Regions from separate parts of the Homo sapiens genome. Here region 2 is linked to region 1. Evidence: read pairs that join two places in POLR2A ChIA-PET (ENCODE). Cell type or tissue: PC-3. All regions are shown on one strand.

The links. ChIA-PET counts read pairs that join two places held together with the same protein. Peaks named below come from ENCODE experiments on the same cell type or tissue, not always from the same donor. Only the 100,000 strongest peaks of a DNase experiment are listed, where the experiment ranks them.
Region 2: POLR2A ChIA-PET joins it to region 1 with 8 read pairs; 2 of 35 experiments call an interaction of 5 or more read pairs at or near these places.

The regions. Positions count from the first base shown.
Region 1 is chr2:62,028,926-62,033,925 of GRCh38, reverse strand. The region is part of intron 2 of COMMD1 (copper metabolism domain containing 1); the gene reads right to left. Among named protein-coding and RNA genes, the nearest start is that of COMMD1, 130 kb to the right of the region's middle. In PC-3, no CTCF peak of the experiment used is centred here; no DNase peak of the experiment used is centred here.
Region 2 is chr2:62,352,728-62,357,727 of GRCh38, reverse strand. No RefSeq gene overlaps it. Among named protein-coding and RNA genes, the nearest start is that of MIR5192, 150 kb to the right of the region's middle. In PC-3, no CTCF peak of the experiment used is centred here; a DNase peak (open chromatin) is centred at 2,307; H3K27ac peaks cover 1,183 bases.

The sequences.
Region 1 (5,000 bases):
GTTGGCCAGGCTGGTATTGAACTCCTGGCCTCAAGCAGTCCTCCTGCCTCGGTCTCCCAAAGGGCTGAAATCACAGGCACAAGCCACTGTGTCCAGCCTCTTTTGATATATTTTTAACTTCAGTTTTCATCATAAATGTAGAGGACAAGGTGGGCAGTCACACCATTTGATGAGTTTCACCCTCTCTAATGTGCTATCTAATATAACCACTAGCTGAAACCTGGAGTTCAAATTTAACAACTAAATGTAGTAGCTTGAGAGCAGGGCAAATCAAACAAATATTTGAAGTATTTATATCTAAGGTACTTCTTTTTAAGAAGTAGCTTAACATTTTTTTTTTAATTTTACAGATGGGGGTCTTGCTGTGTTGCCCAGCCTGGTCTTGTACTCCTGGGCTCAAGCAGTCTACCTGCCTCAGCCTCCTGAAGTGCTAGGATTACAGGCGTGAACCACTGTGTCCAAAAAGTAACTTTTAAAAAAGATATTTTTCTGTTCTCTCCCAAGGCTATCCTAATTCAACATTTTCATTCCAAAAAATATTTCAGACTTGCCTTTGTTCATTAACTGAGGAGAAAGGTAAGTAAAAGCATAATGAAAGCATATCCTGTATCAGCAGAAGTCATCTTAAAACTATGGTTTCCTCATTCATCTCTAGTAGGATATTACCCTTTATACCAGATATTCCTGTTTCCAAAGAAAAAAGAAGTAAATCAGGTCTGGTAAAATTAATTTCTTTTTTTTTAAGCTAGTACAAAATAGTAACCAAATACAGCTAAGTCATAAATCGTTCAAAAATCTAAACCTAAGATGTAAGTTAAGGTACATTTATTTATGTCTGTTTTAAAGAAGCTAAACTGGCCAGGCAACATGGCTCACGCCTGTAATCCCAGCACTTTGGGAGGCCAAGGTGGGCAGATCACCTGAGGTCAGGAGTTCAAGACCAGCCTCACCAACATGGAGAAACCTCATCTCTACAAAAATACAAAAATTAGCTGGGCATGGTGGCACATGCCTATAATCCCAGCTACTCAGGAGGCTGAGGCAGGAGAATCGCTTGAACCTGGAGGGTGGAGGATGCAGTGAGCCAAGATCACGCCATTGCACTCCAGCCTAGACAACAGAGTGAGACTGTGTCTCAAAAAAATAATGAATGAATGAAGGAAGGAAGGAGTGAAAGAGAGAAAGAGAGAGAGGAGAGAAGGAGAGAAAGAAGCTAAACCAACAGAAAAAGAGCAGCAAGGGGGAAATCTATAGGGATGTATGAGGTTCCACCAAAGTAAACAATTATTAATTTCAAAGAACATGCCTGAAGCTTTGAACAGCAGATATGATTTTTTATTTCCATGAGTCAATGGTTTGTAGGTTTTTTCCTTAATTTTATTTTGTTTTAGAGACAGGGTCTCGCTCTGTCATCCATGCTGGAGTGCGGTGGCATGATCATAGCTCACTGCAGCCAGGAACTCTGGGGCTCAAGTGATCCTCCCACCCGAGCCTCCTCTGTAGCTAGGATTACAGGCGCATGCCACCACGCTTGGCTAATTTTTACATTTTTTGTAGAAACAAGGTCTTGCTTCATTGCCCAGGGAGATCTCGGCCACCTGGGCTCACGTGATGCTCCTGCCTCAGCTTCCCAGAGTGCTGGGGTTACAGGTGTGAGCCACCACACCTGGTCATGAGTCAGTGGTTTCTGGCACAGTCAGATTTGAAGTAACTCTTCCTGTGAGCATATTTACAAAATTCATACATGCTGGATAGTTCTTAATAACCTGACAATCAATCACAAGCATATTCTGAGTCTTTTCTACATGTTCAGTACAAGATATATAACACACAATTTTATACTCAAAACTTTTCAAAAATTTAACTAGGGAAATAATAAATTGTATGAAGTGTTAGATTGTGTTATACATACTAAAGTGTTAAAGGCATATAAAGACAAGGTAGACCAATGTAGCAGAAAAGAGCATTTCACAGAAGCAACAATCAACTAAGTATTGTTAATGTGATAGTGGATGTTCTCAAAAGCAAATTTAAAGGGAGCTAAAATAACCCAGTTTCTGAGATGTCAGACAGAGATAATCTGAGTAAAGATCACTGGAATCCCACCACACAAGCCTTTCCCTGTATAATTCGTTAGAGATCAAATTCCAACTCCTCCTGAGAATGTGGAGCTATTTTTATTTTAAAAGCCACTGATAACCACAAAGGTCTTCAAAATGAAATTCATGCAAATCTAGCATCATGAAAACAAGTAATCAAACAAAATTTACTTTAACATAAACAACAGGCCCCCAGAGAAAAGACGAGCCCAATGTAAGATGACAGATACCCTGGCTCCTCAGTTTAATGTGAAACAAAAAACCAGATATGAGTTAATCCATTTTAATTACCAACAACTTTCACTGGTGAAGCACAGTTAGAAACAAGCAGTATTTTTAGTCAGTATCCTACCAATGAGTATTATGCTTCTTAACAGCTTCAATCAAGCCAATTAATGGGATAGAAAAAGTATCTATGCTCTGTAGCAACAGAGTTGGGTGCTTAAAAGATCAAACACAAAACAGTAACTACTGAATGCATTTGAATTCCTAAGTAAACCTAATTTAAAAAGAAAAAGTACTCAATAAACATAGTATCATTTATTTAGGATTTAATTATATTTTGTCTTCTGTTATACAGAGGCCTAGCTCACTAGTATTGGGGCTGGTTGTGTCTAACTAATGTGAGGACTTAAGGAATAGTTGGTTAAGGGGCTAGAGAATAAGGTCAATTGCCAACACAGATAAAAGAGTAGTGAGGCAATGATCAGTATGGCCAGAATATAGAGAATTCAGAGGATGTTTCACAAAATCTCAAAGGTTTACTTTGCCTGCATTCTCTCTCTTATTAGTCATTTGGAATTCTATTTAATGATACTAAGTATCATCCCTTTTAAAAATAATTGGTACTTTATCAAACTAATACTAAAACAAGAAGCACCTGTATCTATAAACTGTAAACCTAAATCCAAACCTGGGGGGTGTAAATGAAAAAAATTTAAGAGGTTACACAGTCACCTAGAGTACTGTATTTTTACCAAATTGTAAAATATATTGTTTTTTTCTAAAATTCAAAATAAATGGTAAAATAACTAATACATTTTGGATATTATCATATAAATACTCAAATAAATGTTAAAACTGAGGCTTCTAAAGCTTCAGCAAATATTTTAAGTATATAGTCTATTAAGAGACCGTATATGACAAAAGAGATAAAAAGTGATGTTTAGAAAAGGTAGAAAATACCACAACAACATATGAAGAATTCTTTCCAAGAAAATGAACCTGAATCTCATCAGCCTCTAGATTAGCAGAGTTCCCAATAGGGGCAATTTTTGCCCCCAGGAGACACTTGGCAATGTCTGGAACACTTTTGGTTGTCACAATTGGTGGAGGGGGTGCTGTTGACTAGTGGCTAGAGACCTGCGATGCTGCTAAACATCTACTGGAGCTCAGAAAACAATCCCCAAACTGTAGGCTTCAGAAGCAGCCGCAGAAGCTAAGTTTTTTTCTGACTTCTGCTCTCCTGTCTCTTAGTCCCATTCTCCCCCGAGGTCAGCCACAGAAACTAGAATCCCCCTTCCCCAAGGTGGGTCATAGAAATCAGAACCCCTTTCCTCAAAAACCAACCAGAAAGCCTAACAATACCCTGTGTAAAAACTGGCCATAAAGAAATGAAATGACCTACCTTGTTTCACTGTGGGCCATAAGACCCCCATCCCAGAGAGAGCCCTGCCCACACCCAGAAGGACGAAATGCATGCTCTGAGAGGGCAAGAAGAATCTCAACAGACAGGCTTTGCTGGGTTTCCCCATTAAGTCTATTAGCATTAGATCATACTCTTTTTGTCCAATCATGTTTCTACATGGCTGTCCATACTTTGCTGGACCTAAGCATGAAAATGAACAATTTCCCTATATCTTTGGATCTTTGTTCTGAAGGCTCTCGTGTATACACGTTAAACAAATGTGTATGCCTTTTTTCCTATTAATCAATCTGCTTCTTGTCGGTAATTTTTCAGCAAACCACTGGGGCCGAAGGGCTTGGCTCCCACACATTCTGCAAGGCACAGGACAGTCTTCTACAACAAAAAAATTATCCAGTACAAAATTCCAACAGTGAGAAGTTGAGAGAACCTTTTCTAGGTCTAACAGGAAATACAGGTGTCAGAGAAACATGCTACAGAACTTCATGGGGATGCAATCAGCAAAATCCAGAACACAGGAAACTCTAATTTTCTTTTCAAATGTGATAATGATTACTATATCATGGTTATATATGTAAAGAAACAAAGTTTCTCTTTAAATGATTAAATAAATAATTTTTGGAATTTGCTTCAAAATAATCCAATGGGCAAAGAAATATAGATGAAAACAAGAAGGGATATGGGTTAATAACCATTGAAGCTGGGTAATAGGAATATAGGTACATTATATTATTTTATTTATGCCCATATAATGGATACATTATATATATTTTTTCTGTTTTAAGTTTCCATAATAAAAAATTTTAAAGGGGGTAAAAAAAGACTCCATATATCAAGACAAAATTGGAATCTAATAAAGTGAAATTAGATTTATCTAAATTTGTGAACTTTATGCATACACATATCCTGTTGTATTCTTGGGCTTGTAATTTGATACCAATTGGTAACTGTGCCCAAAGAGTATAACAATTAGATTTGGATATCTAATTTAAAAAAACAATATGAATTTAAAAAACAGTATGTACATCTCATAACATTATTAGCATTTCTATTCTTAGGTACAGTGGATATCTAGCAGTATCTCATATATATGAATCTTCTATCTATAACCATTAAGAATCATTACAAAATAATCATATGGTAGCTAAATAGAATTCTAGCATCCCTTTGGAGAGTCAACCATATCTTCCTACCTATCTCATAAATTGATGGTGAAGCCAATTTCCTTTATTTTCTGGCAACCAGAATGCTACTAG
Region 2 (5,000 bases), 320 kb before region 1:
CCAGCTAATTTTTGTATTTTTACGGGGTTTCGCCATGTTGGCCAGGCTGGTCTCAAACTCCTGACCTCAAGTGATCCGCCTGCCTCGGCCTCCCAAAGTGCTGGGATTACAGGCGTGAGCCACCCCACCCCGCCCAGCCTAAAATAACTTTAAAACATTAATAATAGATTCACAAGGTCCAAAAAGTACACAGTGAAAAATCTCCCTCCTACTCCCTAAGTTCACATACCTGGCAGCAACCAACGTTACCAGTTCCCTCTACGTCCTTGCAGAGATGGTTTATGTACATATACGGAAATATATAAATATTTTCTTTTTCTTTTCCATTTTCTACATAGTGGTGACATGCTATACAGATACTTCTCGACTTACAATTAAGCTACGTCCTGATAAACTCATTGTAAGTTTAAAATGTCGTAAATCAAAAATTCATTTAATACACTGAGCCTACCAAACACCATAGCTTAGCCCAGCCTACCTTAAATGCGCTCAAAACACTTAGTGCACAGTTGGGTAAAATCATCTAACACAATGCTTATTTTATAATAAAGGGTTGAATATCTTATGTAATTTATTGAATGCAGTACTGAAAGTGAAAAACAGAATGGTTGTATGGATACCATTATAAAGTCAGAAATCATAATAAGTCAAGCCACTGTATGTCAGAGGCCGTCTGTATACACTACTCTGCATTCAATACATCTTGCAGATGGCTCCATATCTTTACATATTGGCAATTCACAACCTTGCCTGAACATTAGAGCTACCTGAGTAGACTTTTAAAATCCTAGATGGCCAAGCCATATCCTAGACCAATTAAATTAGAATTTCTGGGGTTGGGCCCCAAGCATCCGAATTTTAAAAAACTTATTCAGGTATAGTCAAGGTTTTGTACCACTATTATCTAAAAAAAAGCTTCTGATGCTGAGAGACGATCACTTAAGGCCAGGAGTTCTGGATCAGCCTAGGCAACACAGTGAGACACCTTCTGTAAAAGAATTTTTTTTAATTAGCTGGGCATGGCCAGACACAGTGACTCACTCCTATAACCCCAGCACATTGGGAGGCTGAGGTGGGAGGACCACTTGAGCCCTGGAGTTCAAGACCAGCCTGGGTAACTTAGGGAGATCTCATCTCTACAAAAAATAAAAAATTTATCTGAGCTTAGTGGTATGCACCTGTAGTCCCAGCTACTTGGGAGGCTGAGGCAGGAGGATCACTTGAGCCCGGGAGGTCAAGGCTGCAGTGAGTCGTGATTGCACCACTCCACTCCATCCTGGGTGACAGAGCAACACCCTATCTTTAAAATAAATAAATAATAAAAACTTCCTCAGGAAAAAAGTGGAGCCAGGCATGATGGCTCACGCCTGTAATCCCAGCACTTTGGGAGGTCAAGGCGGGTGGATCACTTGAGGTCAAGAGTTCAAGACCAGCCTGACCAACATGATGAAACCCCGTCTCTACTAAAAATACAAAAATTTGCTGGGCGTGGTGGTGGGCACCTGTAATCCAAGCTACTCAGCAGGCTGAGGCAGGAGAATCGCTTGAAACCGGGAGGCAGAGGTTGCAGTGAGCCGAGATCATACCATTACACTCCAGCCTGGGCAACAGAGCAAGACTCCATCTCAAAAAAAAAAAAAAAAAATGGAACAAAGTAGAACTACAATAATTCTATCATTTCTTATAGTAGAAAATTTCAGTGACCAACGGTCCTGGTTTTCCATCGATTGAGGGGTTTCCCACGATGAGAGACTTTCAGTGTGGAAGCCAGGAAATTCCCAGGGAAACTGGAATTAGCTGCTCATCCTATAAACAAAATTGATAGATATGTCTAAAGAAACAGAAGATTAAGAGTATTACTGAAACTGTAGTTGCAAAATTATAACTGAGAAAATTATTACAGTAAAAGAGATCTGACTTAACCAACTCCATCTTGGTTCTAACCTCCAAACTGTCCTTGTTCATTCCTTGGCATAAGCCAAACTAACTTTGGGAGTAACTTAGTTTATAGTTTAACTTTGAAACAAGGATGATGTCCCTTCCCAAACAAGGACAATGCCCTTCCCCTTCTGACCTGGGGACTAGACTGCCTTTGCAGGACTAACAAATTAACCACAAGATTAGAAATTATGGTTTAGGAGTCACGCAGATGGAGGCTGAAAGATTTTGGCCCTCCTGGGGATGATATCACTATTGTAAAACCTAAGATCAGCGCTTGAGATATTTTGCACTTGATGGATCAGCTGGCATCACCCAGATCAAAAAACTGGCTCATCTGGTCTTGTGGCCCCCACCCAGGAACTGACTCAGCACAAGAGGACAGCTTTGACTCCTTATGATTTCATCTCCGACCCAACCAATCAGTACTCCTGATTCACTGGCCCCTGCCTATCACATTATCCTAAAATCCGCCATCCTCGAATTTCAGGGAGACTGATTTGAATAATAATAAAATTCCAGTCTCCCGTACAGCTGGCTCTGCATGAATTAAACTCTTTCTCTTTTGCAGTGCCCCTGTCTTGATACATCAGCTCCATCTAGGCAGCGGGCAAGGTGAACCTGTTGGGCGGTTACATTATCACTAATTAGTAATTATCTAATTAATATTAAGACTATAAGAAGCAATTTTGTACTTCAATGAAAAACTGCATTTTTTGGTCCTGTTCATTGTCTTTGAGCTATTTTGCATCTCTTTGTAAATCGTAGGTGACTGATAGATATGCAAACTGTATTACCTAGGAGAGTTTCCTTTGAGTTCTTTCCCTTGTGGAAAAACCAGTTTGCCTCCATTTGTAATTCAATCTCTTTGTCCATTTAAATTTGTGTTCCTTTGACTTTTTCCTTTGAAAGAGTTATCATTCCTGACTGGTTCCCTTGCTAATTAAGGAGAAAAATAAAATCTTCAACACATGTTCATTCTTGTATCTACATGAGGGTTATGTCTTTATCGTTTTCTAAAAATTATTTCTTAAAAAAGTGATAAAGGTAGCTACTAGAACAAAAATAATACACACCTTTCAAATTATCACTAAAAACACAAACAATAATAAAGCAAAGATAATAGACCAACACATAATTGTCATATCAACAAGTAAGATGACTTGCTTGTTGATATGACAATCACCTGCTGAAAGACATTCTCATATTTAATCACAAAGTAAAACCTAATGATAAAACAAAATGATTAAGAAAGGTTGTGGCCAGGTGCAGTGGCTCACCCCTGTAATCCCAGCACTTTGGGAGGCCGAGGCAGGTGGATCATCTGAGGCCAGGAGTTCAAGACCACCCTAGCCAACAAGGCAAAACCCGTCTCTACTAAAAATACAAAAATTAGCCAGGTGTAGTGGCGCACACTTGTAATCCCAGCTACTCAAGAGGCTGAAGCAGGAGAATAGCTTGAACCTGGGAGGTGGAGGTTGCAGTGAGCCAAACTGGCACCGCTGTACTCCAGCCTGGGTGACAGAGTGAGACCCTGTCTCCAAAAAAAAAAAAAAAAAGAAAGAAAAAGAAAAAAAGAAAGTTTGAATACAAAAGGCTGAGAAAAATGTGTTCTTACCAAGCAAGCGTAAAAGGTTAGCGGCGATTAGGCGGAGCACAGTGGCTCACGCCTGTAATCCCAGCACTTTGGGAGGTCGAGGTAGGCTGATCACGAGGTCAGGAGATTGAGATCATTCTGGCTAACACAGTGAAACCCCATCTCTACTAAAAATACAAAAAAAACTTAGCCTGGCATGGTGGCACGCACCTGTAGTCCCAGCTACTTGGGAGGCTGAGGAAGGAGAATCGCTTGAACCTGGGAGGCAGGGGTTGCAGTGAGCCAAGATCACGCCACTGCACTCCAGCCTGCGTGACAGAGTGAGACTCCATCTCAAAAAAAAGAAAAAGTTTAGCAGAGATTCTGATCTTAATACTAGACTTGGGTGAATTCTGTTAAAAAAGAAAAATCATTAAATGAGACAATAGTTCTTTAATAATAAGGTTGGGAAATTCACACAATTGATATTTTTATTAATTCTTATTAGTATCTAAGTAACAAATAATACTTGGCAGCAGGCAAGGTGAATCTGTTTTGTGGTTACATTACCACTAATTAATAATTATCTAATTAATATTAAGACTATACAAAGCAATTTTGTACTGCTTTTTATAGAAACATACCAGTTAGGGAGTTTAATTTACCTCTCTTTTAGGCCATGGTCATAAGGTAGACCCAAATAACATATTTTTTCAATAGAGCTCCTTTTTATATATCAAATTTATAATCTAAAGACTAAAAACTTATTTTATTGTGAGGTATCTATGGAACGTTTTCAAAATTAATTGACTGCACAGTAATTATGTCACAAAAACTTCAATAAATCCCAAAAGTAGTTACATTGCAAAAGGAATAAAGACACCTCTCTCTCCCTCTCCCTACTCTCTGTCTCTCTCTTTTTCTCTAGGGTCTTACTCTTTCACCCAGGCTGGAGTGCATTGGTGATGATAGCTCACTACAACCTCAAAGTCCCAGGCTGAAGTGATCCTCCCACCTCAGCCTCTTCAGTAGCCGAGACTACAGGTGTGTGCCGGCATACGCACCTCGATAATTTTTTTATTTTTAGTAAAGGTGAGGTCTAACTGTGTTGCCTAGGCTGGTCTCAAACTCCTGAGCTTGAGTGATCCCCCTGCCTTGGCCTCCCAAAGTACTGGGATTACAGGCATGAGCCATCATGCCTGGCCTGAGACACCATTCTCTAATCATGATGTAATAAAACAAAAATTATTACAGAACCAGAAAACAAACAAACTTTACCACTTAGACTTTTTTTTTTTTCCTTTTTGAGACAGAGTCTCGCTCTGTCACCCAGGCTGGAGTGCAATGGCGGGACCTCGGCTCACTGCAACCTCCACCTCCCAGGTTCAAGCGATTCTCCTATCTCAAGCCTCCTGAGTAGCTGGGATTACACGCGCCTGCCACCACACCTGGCTAATTTTTTGTATTTTTAGTAGAGACAGGGTTT